Linked DNA regions of Mus musculus: region 2 is linked to region 1. Evidence: chromatin loops called from intact Hi-C (ENCODE). Cell type or tissue: heart. All regions are shown on one strand. Links, peaks and the distances in the headings refer to the core of each region. The heading gives the core; the rest is flanking DNA.

What was found. Peaks named below come from ENCODE experiments on the same cell type or tissue, not always from the same donor. Only the 100,000 strongest peaks of a DNase experiment are listed, where the experiment ranks them.
Region 2: a loop joins it to region 1, with 2.7 times the contacts of the local background. A loop is called at or near these places in 2 of 42 quality-filtered maps.

The regions. Positions count from the first base shown.
Region 1 is chr12:118,196,753-118,204,300 of GRCm38, reverse strand. It overlaps Dnah11 (dynein, axonemal, heavy chain 11), which reads left to right and starts at 5,258. Exons shown (of 82, transcript NM_010060.3): 1 at 5,258-5,762. The coding sequence starts at 5,469. In heart, for the core only: no CTCF peak of the experiment used is centred there; a DNase peak (open chromatin) is centred at 5,340; H3K4me3 peaks cover 1,108 bases; H3K27me3 peaks cover 2,051 bases.
Region 2 is chr12:118,831,186-118,839,302 of GRCm38, reverse strand. No RefSeq gene overlaps it. Among named protein-coding and RNA genes, the nearest start is that of Sp8, 12 kb to the left of the region's middle. In heart, for the core only: no CTCF peak of the experiment used is centred there; no DNase peak of the experiment used is centred there; H3K4me3 peaks cover 1,092 bases; H3K27ac peaks cover 407 bases; H3K27me3 peaks cover 1,145 bases.

The DNA.
Region 1 (7,548 bases), core at 2,549-7,548:
CATCTCAGCAAATGAATTCAGGAAACAAGGAGTTGTTGCTCTTTTAAGTTTTGACAAAACAGACTTCGAACATAGTAAGAAAAGATCCTCTTCACATTGACTATGGGAACTGCACCAAGAGGACATTACAATTCTAAGCATAAAGGCGTGATCACAGGTACACCCAATGTTAAAAAACAATACTACTAGATGTAATGTCATGTATTAAACCCAACAAAACAGTAGCACGTGAATTTAATACACCATTCACCAATTTACAGGACATCCCAACCAAATAAAACAACAACAAAATCATCAAAATCACAAAAGGGAGAAATACCTGCATTAAATGACATCAAGTACTTTGGTTGCAGGACATAAATCAATTAAGCTGTAATTGAGCCAAACAGTTCCTCTCTGGTTCTGGAAGGTGTTTATGAAGGCCACTGGGTGGTCTTACCTATCTATCTATGAACTCTGTGAACTCCATTACTAACCCGCCAACCTGGGTGTGCCCACTGGTACAACAGCAACTGTTATGAGGATAACACACTGCTTTCTGATTGGCTCCAAGGCCTGTTCCACCAGAGGGATTTCATGCCTAACACTGTAAGCAAGACATCTATGCCAACTCCCTGCCTCCAACCCCAGGCTCAGGAAACACTGTGAGATGAGGCTGAAAGAATGTTGAAAGAAATAGGAAGGGAAGCAATGCTATAAAACACTGTCTTCTGGACACCAAATGACTGTTTCTCCTACACATTCACAGCAATAGTGGTTACTGGGCAAGCCTAGGCTCACCAACAGCCATTATTGATAAGGAAAGGACTACAGAACTCCATCCCTCCCTGAGGACTGAACAGCAGCTAATAGTTGGTTGAGAGAACTGGGGGAGTCATGTTTTTTAGTGGACTAGCTCTGCTAAATTGTCCTTGCTGGATTAAATAGCCTTTCGCTCATGCCCAAGCAAACAACCCTAATTAAGGGCAGTAGTGTGTATATGTGTGTGTGTGTGTGTGTGTGTGTGTGTGTGTGTGTGTAGATATGAAAGTTGGAGGGAACTTATTGGGAAGACAAGAACTTTGATAGGAGTGGGGAAGGGAATAAGAGATTGGTTCCCTGTACAAGCAGGCTAGTTGAGAATTTTCTTCTCGTAACAGCATCAGAAGTGGAAGGGACAAGGTCTACCATACAAAGCTGTCTGCAGCCTGTGTTACATCTGCTCACATCCAGTTACTGAAGCAACTCCATGAATCTTAAAGTGAACCCTTCTCAAGGGAAGGTCAGTGAGGAAGTGTTTGCTGAAAAGTTGATGATTTCCTATTTCAGGTGAAGACTGAGGCACGCAGAGGGTAAATGGCTTGCTCGGATCACACATTAGCACCTTGTGGGTGACCTTCCGGGCTTTATGGGGTTTCCCAGGGAAGGCGGCAGTGGGGGTGTTGGAGGTTGTGGTGGCAGAAGTTGTGATTGCTAGGGCAAAGGTGGCTTGCTTTTGGTAATATTTAAAACTCTTTGCTCAGAAGTGCATGCTGACAGGAGCCTGATATAGCTGTCTCCTGAGAGGCTCTGCCAGTGCCTGACATATACAGAGGTGGATGCTTGCAGCCAACCATTGAACTGATCACAGGGTCCCCAATGGAGGAGTTAGAGAAAGGACTGAAGGAGCTAAAGGGGTTTGCAACCCCATAGGAAGAACAACATTATCAACCAAGAAGAGTTCCCAGGGTCTAAACCACCAACCAAGGAGGGACCCAAGGTTCCAGCTTGTGGGGCATCAATGGGAGAAGAGGCCCTTTGGTCCTGTGAAGACTTGATGCCCCAGTGTAGGGGAATTAGAGGGCAGGGAGGCAGGTGTGGGTAAGAGGGTGGGGTACACCCTCATAGAAGCAGGAGGAGGGGGAATGGAATAGGGGGATTCTGGGGGGGGAGCAGGAAAGGGGATAACACTTGAAATGTAAATAAATAAAATATCCAATAAAAAAAGAAAAAAGAAAAAATTCAGAATAAAATGTAAAGCAAACAAGCAAACAAACAAAACTCTTTGTTATCCGAAGGTTTCAGGTAATTGACTCCTGTTGTGTAGCAGCAGGGAATTAAGTAAAAGATTGTTAGAGTTCCTTTCTTGCCCAGGAGCCTCTTGCTGGCCAGGTGAGAGGCTTGGAACTTACTAATTTTTTTGTGAACCAGAGAGAAAAGGAAAGGAAAAAAGGGGAGAACTCAAGCACACACATAGACACTTGCACCTTCTACATATAGCAGAAATGGTTACACTTCCTTTCTTCGTGGCTAGCAGCAATTTTTATAGCTTTTCAGACAAAAAGTTCTCTATGTAAGAAAGAATTACCTCAGAGATAGAATGTTACACAAAAGGGGAGTTACAGAGAGGTATCCATAGCAAGTTCAAAGCAGTGTTTCATTCCATACGCTCATAAATTCAAAGCAACAGTTTTTTTTTTAATTAGGTATTTATTTCATTTACATTTCCAATGCTGTCCCAAAAGTCTCCCACCCACTCCCCCACCCACCCACTCCCACTTCTTGGCCTGGCGCTCCCCTGTACTGAAGCAGATAAAGTTTGCACGACCAATGGGCCTCTCTCTCCACTGATGGCCTACTAGGCCATCTTCTGATACATATGCAGCTAGAGACACGAGCTCTGGGGGGTACTGGGTAGTTCATATTGTTGTTCCACCTATAGGGTTGCAGATCCCTTTAGCTCCTTGGTTACTTTCTCTAGCTCCTCCATTGGGGGCCCTGTGATCCATCCAATAGCTGACTGTGAGCATCCACTTCTGTGTTTGCTAGGCCCCAGTATAGTCTCACAAGAGACAGCTATATCTGGGTCCTTTCAGCAAAATCTTGCTAGTGTATGCAATGGTGTCAGCGTTTGGAGGCTGATTATGGGATGGATCCCCGGATATGGCAGTCTCTAGATGGTCCATCCTTTCGTCTCAGTTCCAAACTGTGTCTCTGTAACTCCTTCCATGGGTGTTTTGTTCCCAATTCTAAGAAGGGGCAAAGTGTCCACACTTTGGTCTTCGTTCTTTTTGAGTTTCATGTGTTTAGCAAATTGTATTCCTCCATTGTTGGTGGGATTGCTCAAGATGCTGAACTCCAGAAATTCAAATAACCTCATTAAAAATGGGGTACAGAGCTAAACAAAGAATTCTCAACTGAGGAATACCGAAGGGCTGAGAAGCACTTGAAAAAAAATGTTCAACATCTTTAATCATCAGGGAAATGCAAATCAAAACAACCCTGAGATTCCACCTCACACCAGTCAGAATGGCTAGGATCAAAAATTCAGGTGACAGCAGATGCTGGCAAGGATGTGAAGAAAGAGGAACACTCCTCCATTGTTGGTGGGATTGCAAGCTGGTACAACCACTCTGGAAATCAGTCTGGCGGTTCCTCAGAAAATTGGACATAGTACTACCGGAGGATCCCGCAATGCCTCTCCTGGGCATATATCCAGAAGATGTTCCAACTGTTAAGAAGGACACATGCTCCACTATGTTCATAGCAGCCTTATTTATAATAGCCAGAAGCTGGAAAGAACCCAGATGCCCCTCAACAGAGGAATGGATATAGAAAATGTGGTACATCTACACAATGGAGTAGTACTCAGCTATTAAAAACAATGAATTTATGAAATTCCTAGGCAAATGGATGGACCTGGAGGGCATCATCCTGAGTGAGGTAACCCAATCACAAAAGAACTCACACAATATGTACTCACTGATAAGTGTATATTAGCCCAGAAACTTAGAATACCCAAGATATAAGATACAATTTGCTAAACAAAGCAACAGTTTTTAAATGGCCTTGTCTTATCATAGTGCACACCTGTGGCTTCATCCTTGGACCTGAGTGTTTTTCTTTGAACACAAATTTGTCCCAGGTCTATAATTCTTTTTAGTGTAATTATGAAAGCTCATTGTATTCTTTATTATGTAGCCTTTACTTTATGAGGAGGGGGTAAATTCTATTCCTGATTCTAATTTTATTACATCTTTTAGGCAAAACAACTAAAACCATGTAAAAAACTTTCTTCCTAAAATTATTTGAATCAAATCAGGAATTCTATGAAATCATTAACTCATCTAAGCAGCATTAATTCATGAAAGTTTATCTTTATGTCGATCTGCAGGAAATCTGCTCAATACAGTAGGCTAATGTCCAGAAGTTATTATACTATGTAATAGTGACTGGGAAAGGCATATCAGCTGCAAGAAGCAATCTTGAGAGGAAATTTCTGAAGGCCTTGCTATTCAGTTTACCCATCACCACCATGCAAAAATGGTGGGTCATCTCTAGAAAAGTCACCTGCATGCCTTTAGCCTATCCTAGATGGCTCTGACAGCATCTGATAGAAATAGAAGGCAAACCCAGGTGGAATAGCCTCAGTCCAGTCAGTGTGGAGCTAACTTAGACAAGTGATGTGAGGACAGAAGCTTAGTGTGCCTACAATACTGTGTGTTCAGCATCAGCAGTGATTGGCACTCAGTAGGTGTTTAATAAAGATTTTTTTTGTGTGTGTGAGAAGCCAAGTGAACTCATTATGGTACCTGCTTGGTGCTTTTAAATCATACTTGAAAAAATATTGAGAAAAAGCATGCCTTTCTTAAGTGATGGATTTATTACTCTGAGATACAAATTTTCTAGGGAAACGCACTTCTTAATATCTACTGCAATGAAAGACTGGGTTTATAGAGTAAATTATTTCTGAAAAAAGAAACTATTCTGCTGGAGAAAACCCAATGACAAGTTAAAATTGCACTGGCCTTGGTGAATGTGGCAGGCTCTGTCCAGTGCAACGTCACTGTTCTGATGGCAGCTAGGAAGCTACATTCTTTGCTACATATTCTTTTACTATTTTGTTACATTTAAGTCCTTGAAAAAATCTTACTTTAATATTAGTATTTTTGCTCAAAATGTTCCTTCCCCAAATTGAAAGTAGTTTATTGACTTACAATGTAACGTAACTTATTCTTTCTCTAAACTTATTGAATAAGCAATTCTCTGTGTACGATGTGTGTGGCAGCATTTCTTGCTACCTAACTACTTTGGACCATACTTCATCCACAGTTAAACATTGAGCATTTAGCCCCAGCTTTCTAGGGATTAGATAAATTTACCATGGCGGCAAATTTAGCAGGACTATCTGCTCAAGACAGTACTGCTGAATCCAGAGCCGCTAACTAGTCCTGGAACATTTCTGGGATCCCCAAGATGCCCAGGGGAGGAAAGCAGAGAAATCCAGTTGATTTCCCGGTCTCTGCCTGAGAGCTACCGGGCGACCCAAGACTCTCGCTCCTCCCTCACTCCCGGGACGGGGCGGGGCAGCCATCTCCCTGGCAACGGGACGCGCTGCAGTCCGAGCCACCTCGCTTCCAGTGCACCTAGCTCTGCAGGCAGAGCGGCTGGCGCTGGCTCGGTGATAGCCTCCTTGGCGCACGACTCCAAGAATCCTCTCTAGGTACGAGATGGCAGCACAGGAGGAAGGGACTGTGCTGAGGCTCAGCCCCTCAGAGCAGGAGGACGAGGAGGACGAGGAGGCGGCGGCTGCAAGGAGAGTGCAACGCTTTGCCCTAGACCCGCGGGTGCGCTTCCTGGGAGGCCGTCTGCGCCAGGCGTTGAGGTTCCCGGAGGAGACGTGGGGCCAGTATCTGGAGAGCGATGACCACCGGCAGGTCCTAGGAGACTTTTTGGAGAGCACTGGTCCTGCCAGCCTGGTGTTTAGTGTTGCGACCGCCGGGCGGCTCTCGGCTTCCCCCGAGGTAAGGCGCGACCCGAGAGGGATGCCCGCTGCCGGACTTAAACAGAACTTGAAGTCAGCCTCTTGGACTGATCCGGGTCCCCGTGTGCACCAGCTCTGCAGAAAACGCTGTACTTTAGTTTTCTACAAGGGATGCCTGCCAGAAGGGATGGTTGTCTAAAATGATGTTAGAAAACTAGCGCAGTCTGTGATGCCTGGGCTTATGGCGCCTGGGGAGCTTTTTGGGCCAAATAACTTATGTTTCAGTCCCCGGTGGAACTCTAGAGTCATATCCTTTTAAAAAACGATAGCAAAGTATTAGGCAAAACCCTTATAGCTTGAGTTGTTTCAGTATCTACCAACTACATTTTGTCCAGGAAAGAAATAATCGAGTTCTAACAAAAAGCGGGGCGGGGGACTGGCTGGATTATTGTGGCACTTACTATATTACCCCTGGCACTTGGGAGGCAGAGGAGGCAGGAGGATCTCTGTGAGTTCCTGGCCAGCCTGGTCTACACAGCAAGTTCCAGGACTACACCATGAGACCCTGTCAAAACCACAAACAAACAAAATATAAACAACAAAACCAACAATAACAACCATTAGACTGGCTGGTGTCATTTAAAACACAGAATAAACATATTTGTTGCATAGATTAGATAGTGATTTCAAGGAGCATTATCTTAGCAATTAAATTGTAAATTCTTTTTAGAACATATATTCATTTTTTATGTGTATGTATGTTTGCCCGCATGTATGTCTGTGCACCTTGTGGGTATCTGGTGCCCATGGAGGTCAGAAGAGATGTGTTGGGATTCCTTGGAACTGGGGTTACAAATTATTGTGAATTACCACCATGTGGGTGCTTGAAAAGGAAACGTCTGCCCCCACCCCCCACCCCCAACGTAAATTCCAAGTAAAGTAACCTGTCTACTTGTTTATAGCAGAGGTGTGCCCTGGAAAGTTACATATCAATAGCACTCTGAAAACTTATGTCCAATTGTCTTATTCTCTGATGTGTTTTTCTTTAAAACTGATGGTAGTTCCATGGTGTGTGTGTGTGTGTGTAGCTTGTAATTTGCACAGGCTTCAAGCTTAATAGGCATTGCCTTTTTTTGCTTTCTTTTCCTTCCTTCTTTTCTGATTTTGGAGCCCTTGCCCAGTAGGTTATCTGTTGGGCCTGGGGTTCATGTTGTAAATGACCAGATGTCGTCATTTAGGATAGGTGTGAGGCAAGCCCTCAGAATGGTTGCATTACAGCTGTGTGAGTTTTGAATATCTTTGTTTTGATATTCTCCTAATTATAACTTTAAAAAATAAGTTAGTATGTCAGACAAGTCAAGACACCTTAAACTCTCAGAGCATAGAAACTAAATAGTGTAGTATTTACCAAACCAAACAAAACCAAAAAACCCTTAACAGTTATAGGAATGTTAAATTATCTTGGCTAAACACTTCTTTGCCTTGACAGCAGGAATGCAAATTAACCCCTTTTTATCTCAGTTTGGCTTATTTTCAAACAAGAGAAAAATTAGCAAAAGGGGGGAAAAAACCTTACTAGGATTAAAATGTTCTTATGTTTGGTTTTGTATATGAGCTTCTTACGGTATATGCTGTTGAGGAGTAATGGACATGTCTTTGAGGGTGGTATTGTTTAAAAAAAAAAAAGGGAAAAAGAGAACCCTACCTTTTTCAGGACACAGAAGAGCAACAGAGCAACCTTGTTTGTAAACATGGGCAAGATGCCATGGTTTTACTTCTTCTGTTGGCAATCTGTCTGCAAGTGGGATACAGCAAACCCTGCTTGT
Region 2 (8,117 bases), core at 2,090-7,089, 640 kb before region 1:
GGGAAACTGGAGGGATCCAAGTGATTCTCTCCATCACTCTTGTCCTTTGGTGTCAGGTCTATATGCAGTCACTGTCTTAAGAGAGGCATTCATCACTTTACATTCTTTCCCACCTGAATTTTGAATTAGTGGGCGAAGGTGGGGGGGGGGCAGGCAGTAGGGTTTATACATTTTGAATCAATCTCTTTCACTTTAAAGAATATTAAGATTTTTTCCCTTTAATCCACATATAAAGTAACACCCCTAACCCTGGGTTCAAGGGCATTAGATTCCACATCATTAGAGTCAAGTTCCCCAGAAGAAACCCCTCCCATCTAGAAAGAGCAGGGTATTTTTTTTTCTTGATAAGAACCATGCCTGTATTCAGCAGTAGTTACTTTTAAAGAAGACATTCAGTCTTTGTTCTTGTTTATCAATTAGAAAAGTAATGAATGTTGGTAATCTTAAAACGTTTTCAACCTATCATTCCAATTTGAATTATGCTACGAAGCTTTGTTTCCTTCAAACACTTCAAATCATGTACTACCTCAATATTAGCCAAGAAGGTTCTGTCTCAAATAAGAAGAACCCTGCTGTCCACCAAAGGAGTCTGCCCCATTTTAATTCAAAATAAGACCCAGAATTGCAGAGGGAGGCAGGATCAAACTTTTCTTCTAAGCAATGCCTGCACTTAACCGGCCACAGCCAGTGTCATTCCTCCTTCTGTCTCCTTTGTCCTTATTGAAATGAATCATTCTATTCAAAACTCCTCCCTGGCTTTTTGGAGGAGGAGAATCCATAAGGTAAAAGAAGCTGAATTGATTATTGTCGTGTCTGTAATTGCTCTAAAAACACTATCCAAGGCAGCCTCATAAGGCAAACACATTGGTCTTTGATCAACACTGAAGAAAGCAAACATTTGTAAAACAGACCCACAACTACACTGTCCACACTTGGTATTTACAGCCCTCAAATGGAGTGTCCATTACTTTCAAAGGGACAGCTATTAAGGACAGAGTTTTTCTGTAGATGGTGCTTTGGTGGTATTCCAACCTGAATATATCCCCCGCCCCCACCCCTTGGTGCTGTAGGGAAAAATCGGTTGTCATCAACCAGAAAGAGGTTACCAGTGTGATACTTTCTTTGCCTGTATACTTGAAATATGGACAGTAACTGACCCACATCCTTTGGTTTGGTTAAGAAGAAAGTGAAGTGATTGCTAGAACTCACCAGGTGGATCCTTAAGAACAAGGGGGAAAAGCAAGCCAAGAGCCCACAACTAACTAAAATTTGCAAGTTTTTAAGTTAAAAACCGCACTAGTGTTATTTTACTGACTGACATTGGGCTATCGATCATGTTAATTCATTTCGTGTTTTAATCAACATTATAAAATATAACAAATTGTTTATTAGCACATAGTGTTTAAAACTTCACTATATACTTTTGATATTCATAAATAATTTTATTGGGTAAATTGCCAAACGAGTCAAACATACACTTTTTCTTAAGCGACGATGAGCAGAATTTCCTTCCCCTTAGCTTCCTCAGGCAAGATTTAGGAAGAGAAACCCCAAAATGGTTAATAATGGGTGGGAGAAATTGTAGGGTGTGAAGTCTGAAGAGAAATTACAACCCAGTGCTGACTTTGAAGGTGCCTGTTACGCCCCAGTTCAGAGCTCAGCTTCAGAGGGACTTGAACTTCGTTCTCGCCCCTCTCAGGGCAGGGCCCACTGAGGATGCCCGCACGCAGAGAATCACCCAGAGCTGCGGTTTCTGCATTTAATTGTTCTAGTGCTTCAAATTGGCCCCTGCTTTCATGAAAACTCGGCCGTTTTTGATATACCGATTCACCTGGCTGGCCGTTTCTGTGTTATGCCTAAGATACTGGAAGATTCTAAGAAGGAGAGATGGGGAATGGACAGGCTCCAGGGGTCTCCTCCACTGTTGGAGGCAACCGCCCAGCCTCTCCCAGCATCTCAGAAGGGCAGTCAGCTTCAGCAGTATTGCTGGTTTTAGGGGTGGAGTGAAAGTGAATGGAGGGCCACTTTTCCCACCAGTCGCTTGAGAAAGTCACTGCTGACGGTGAAGCAGTCATAGGAAAGTATGACAGCTCCAGACTGAGGGGCAGAGAGAAGGCGTCGGGATTCTCGGCTTTAGGGCTGCTCCCCGAATATTCAGGTCCTCAGTAGTGCTCTCTTTCCTGCCGACCCGCCTTCCCCAATTCCTTTTCTCCAGCCTGGGAGCGCACGCGTCCCGGACCAAGGTCCGACTTCTCTGAAGAAGAAGGAGCACGCCCCGGGTTGCTTGTTGCGGGCCGGGCCCCGCCCCGGCCCTCCCTCGGCCCTCCCATCCGCTTAGCCGAGCTCCCCCGCCTTGCTGTACAGACACGGTAGCCTCAGGCTCCGGGGCTGAGGGCCGTGTCTGCTCTCGCCAAAGGGGAGTCACCAGCGCGCCCCGGGACGGCGGCTGCGCACGGGTTGCAGCGCGGGTCACCGAGCGGCTCCTCTGCGGGTGCGCTGCGGCTCCCACCCCTAAGCTTAGCTGCCCGCCCTGATCCTCCCAGCTCCTCCCCGACCCTCCTCCGCGCCCTCCCCCGGAGAGCTTGCACACCCTGCGGGCGGGAAGGGGCCGCCCTCGGGGCGGACAAAGGGGCTGGAGGGGCGGGAGGGGGCTGAGGCTGGCACGCGCGGCCGCGGGAGGGGCCCGTCGCTCCCCGGGCCGCCCACCTGACACCTGCTCTGAGCGATGTCCTGGAGGCGGGTGCGAGCGCGGGGTCGCCGCCGGGTCAGATTGTAGCGGACTTTCCCTGCCTGGGCAATAGCTAAGCCCACTGTGGCCAAAGCTCCCTCACGGATCTTGGCTTCTTTTGAAAAGTGAGGTGCTGATTCTTATGTCCGGAATTCTGTATCAGCATCACCCGCCGAGCTATTCCAATTACCTGGCAGGTTTCTGGGCCAAATCCTGAGGGTCAGTTTAAGTTTTGTGGCTATACCTGTGTATTGTATATTTCCACCAAGTGCTCACGCCCAATGCTGCTGATCCAGGCACCGCACTGATAAGAACAGTACTGCTGTTCATTCTCCACTACCCTTCACCGTAGAGGACAGGACCCCAAGCCACAGGAGGTTAACACTCCTGTAGGTGAACTTCAGGCACACCGACTGCATTTCCCTTGTGGAAACTCTGAGTCTGACCAAAGCCTGGAGATAATCTTCATTCTCCTTCAGTAAAGACCGAGGCCTCAGCCCAGAGTGCCACTACCCACTTAAAGATCAGAATCAGAGTTTTGAGTCTCAGCACCTACACATAGATTCAGAGAAAAGTAACTTTTATTTTCCTTTGGTCTCCTTAGTCCAGCCTGGCCTTAAACTTGCCACAACCCTCCTGCCTCAGCCTCCAAAATGGTTGGGATTGCAGGCATGACCCATAAGGCCCTGATTTCCCTTTTTATTTACTGACAATCTCTGGCTTTTTTTTTTTCCTCTCTCTCTACTCTTTTTCTCCTCTCAATCCTATGCCTTGCACATTTTTATTGCATTATGTTGTATTATATTGAGGATCTAAAAGATTTTAAAGCAGCAAAGCTAGTAAACAGTAGTGATTTAAACAAACCTTTAAAAATCCACAATTTTAGATTTGAAATGTTCTCTTTTTTTGAGAAATAATCTATGTATGTAAAGTGAATGTAATTAATTTTATCATATTAAGTACACCTCTATCCTCTCAAATCTTATTCCTTTAAAAATGCATTTGAAAATCCAACTTGAAATATATTTTGACATCCCAACCCAGTGAGATTTAGTTAAGGAAAACTACCCAAAAAAGACTTGCTAAACTTTTCTTATCCCCAGTGGGTGGTGTTAATTATCTAGTTTGAGCCTTGTAGTTTTCATTGTCAAATACTTGGGTTCTCTGAAAGGGAAGAAAGTTGGGGACTTGCATTCACTGTTTTTCAAGAGGAGATTAAACACAAAATTGATTTAATGGAGCATCTGTAATCTTAAATACAAGAAGTCAAGAGCTAAAGCTGTAATAGGAAGGTTAGCTTTCCCCCATTGTTCCCGCAATCTAACTCATATTTTTGGAACTTAATTATCAACGAAAGCTACTACATCAGTGCAATACAGTATAGGCAAATTACAAGACCTTTTACTTCTCCCAACTGGGTTTAAATTGCAAATCTTAACACTGAACACTGTGCTTTTGGCATTGAATATTCAATACAGTGAAATGTGTTTTAAGTGAACCACCCAAGGGCCCAGGAACATTTGCTTAATAATGATACTCTGCAATTCTATAGGGCCTTTCAAGCAAGGATCTCAAGTGGAATGCTCTTTAACTATACCCTGCATGGGAAACCTTGGGGATATTTTAAAGTGCTCACTTAAGGCCTATTGGAAAGAATCTTTTAGTATAGATTTCACAGTATGGTTTTAAGAAATGAGGGACTACAGAATTTTCAGTCTCAGGCATATCATATTCATGGAGGTTTGATGGGTATTGAATGTTTATTACTTATTTTATGTGGTGCTTAAAAATGCACTTTTGGGGTAACTTTTTTATTTTGATAATTTCAAACCAACAAAAAAGCTGAAAATAATGGTCCTATGAAACATTTCATTTCAAAGAACCTATTTCCTATGCTTAAGGTTATTAGTTGTTAAAATTTCATTGCTATTGTTTAGGTTTTCTCTAGGTTGATAGAAGATGGATGGATAAATAGATAGATGAATAGATGGATGTCATTGCTATTTACTCTATCTGGCTAGATACAAGAATCAGATTATTTACAACTGGAGCTGCCCTTAAGTTCTGCCCAGAGAGTATTTTTCTGTATACCCTTAATGCTATTATAGAAAATTCTCTTTATATTCTACTCATTGGGGTTCACAAGCATTAGCATTCCAGGGACTTTACTTATGTTCAGAACATTCATAAATTGTGTCAAGGTTGTCTATGATATACATAACTTTAAAATACTACCCTATAGTGTAGGCATCTTAGGAGTTTTCATAAATTTAGAAATTCTGACTAAAAGTTGCCATATAATCAGATTTCAAAGACAATTTAAAAAGCTACTTTTTGGCATGCTTATAGAATACAAGTAGAATATTTAGATTTCAATTCAAATTTAAAAATGTATCTGCTTTTACCTTAATTAATGTTTGATCTAAAATATCAGAGTAATTGTCCTAATTATCCACTTCATTTTGCTATGTAGCATAGTCTTGACCAAAGTGAAAATAGCATTGGCAGTTATGTACTTTGAGAAGTGTATGTAGACAATTTACATAATTTAGCCAAAATGGCCAATTAATTGGTATAATTATGAATGTCTAGACTTAGTCTTTAATAGGGAAATGGAAGTAAGATCTCTCATCTTCCCAATGGTGTGTTGCCTCGAGCTGTACAGATCCATACTCTCCTTGCATTGAATAATTTTACATTTTTAATTTTAAAATGCTCTCATATGTTTTTATAATATAGACATGTTAATTAAAAGTAATTAGTTGAAGAATATCAAGTACATCTTCTTGTCTCTTACAAGTCCTTAAATTATTATATGACTTAATGTGTGATTTATCCCACTTTGGGAAATGGAGGTAATTAGATATTTACCTCTGTAGAATTACTGTGTTGTACTTGGTATTCACTCATTAGCGTTATTTTTCTCTTCTGATAAAAAGTCAACTTCAAACTTCATGATATTCTTGGAGCTTAAGCCTATCTTTGAAATAAATGTAGATGAAATTTTGCAGTTTGCTAGGTTTGAAATGCATACAGCCTTATATAAAAATTAATGGGAACATCCAATTTTTTATACATATTTTTACCTCCTTGTGTCCAACTCACTCTTATTTTGATCATTTCAATTTAATTTAGGCAGGCATGGTGGGGCATACCTTTAATCCCAGCACTCTGGAGGCAGAGGCAGGCAGATCTCTGTGAGTTCGAGGCCAGTCTGTTCTGTGAAGCCAGTTTCAGGACAGGTAGGGCTGTTACACAGAGAAACTCTGTCTTGAAAAACAAAACAAAACAAAACAAAACAAATCAGTTCAATTTAATGTTTTCATTTATTCTTATGTAGTTCACATTTTTAAATACCTCCTTCAATAGTTCAACACCTAACTATACAGTTAAATTATAATACATGATTATACATAATGATATATTATAACATTAATACATTACAATTTATACTTTTGTTGTTATTGTTTGCTTTTTTGAGACTAGGCCTTGATATGTAGCTCTGGCTGGCCAGAATCTTACTATGTAGCTCAGGCTGGACCATGAATTCACAGTAATTCTCTTACATCAGCCTCTGAGTGGTTATAGACCTATGCCATAAAGTCTACATTGGTTTTTTTCTTTCTTTATTCTATTAATTCTTTTTACATTTATGTATGAGTGTGTGCATGTGTGCATACACATGTGGGGTGGTGGTAGTAGTGGCAATGGTGATGGTGATGGGTGTGTGTATACATACAACAGCATACTTGTGAGGTCTCAGGACAACTTCTGTGAGTCAATTCTCTCCTTCTGCCATGTGGTCTGGGAAGCCACTTTCATTGTCTGGCTTGCTAGCAGGTGCCTTTACCTCCTTGAGTTATGTCACTACCCCTTGCTTACTTTTTGAGATAGGGTCTTTATGGTGGCTTGTAAGAGATATTCCCCCATAGTCTTGGGTATTCAAACACTTAGTCCCCAGTTGGTGGAAATGTTTGGGTAGACTTAGGAGGCATGGCTTTTCTGGGTGAAATATGTCACTGGAACAGCTTTGAGATTTCAAAACCTTGTCAGCCCCTTGCCTGTTCTTTGCTTCCTATTTGGGGTTCAAGATATGAACCCCCACCTTCTGTTCATACTTCTCTACGTGCTGCTTGCTATCATCATGAACACTTCAACCCTCTGGAACAATTAGTGCAAATGAACCATTTCTTCTGTAGCTTGTCTTGATCATGTGTTTTAACACAGAAATAGAGAAATAACTAATCCAGTCTTGCTATCAGGCCCAGGCTGACCTAGAACTGGCTATTTTCCCACCTAAGCAACCGTTCCCAATACTGAACTCATGCTTCTTCTTCCTCCTCTTCTGTAGAACCTTTGCTTATTTTATTCAATAAAATGCTATGAGTGTGATAGTTTGGATATGCTTGGCCCAGGGACTGGCACTATTAGAAGGTATGGCTCTGTTGGAGTAGTTGTGTCACTGTAGGTGTGGGATTTAAGACCTCATCCTAGCTGCCTGGGAACCAGTATTCTGCTAGCAGCCTTCAGATTAAGATGTAGAGCTCTCAAGCTCCTCCTGCATCATGCTGCCATGTTCCCACCTTGATGATAAAGGACTGAACCTCTGAACCAGTAAGCCAGCCCCAATTAAATGTTGTCCTTTTAAGAGTTGCCTTGGTCATGGTGTCTCTCCACAGCAGTAAAACCCTAAATAAAGCCAACAAGCTTAAATTTTAAAATTGTCATTATATATATTTGTTGTACGTGACATATGTCATATATTTTCCCAGGGTCCCCTACATCCTGATAGTCCTTTGTTCCCTAGATTGCTTCACATTTACTTTCTTGGCAAATATACGTACATGTTTGCATATGTCTTTGTAAAATCTTGGAACCACATATGAGGCAAAATCATGGTGCTTTTTGACCTCTGCTAGTGGTTACTGCCTCTGTCCCTGAGAAATTTGGTCTTATTGATCAGCGTAAAGAAATTGACATATTTCTATACAAAACTGATTAAATTTCCCATCCATTTGGAGAAACTATATGTTATAATAAAATGGACACCAACTTATAAACTAGCAAAACTGGTCTCCGTTTCCAATCCACTGCTTTTTCTGCTGGCTCATTGATATATCCATGATTCTTCCCAAACCTTTGATTATTTATTTACAGAATATTAAAGATATTGCTGCCCTACCAACTGCATAAGTTTCTGAAGAACCACTGAGGTGCTATGTACCTATTGAGCATCTATCTACTCTGGACACACTTAATAATCATGCTCAGTTTTAAGGTATGCATAGTTTCTGGTGAGAAAAGCAAAAACCACAGGAAGTTGCCTTTGCAACTAATTCACATTCAATGAGTTTATTAATGTTGTTACTTTGGAGAATAGAGACCTGCT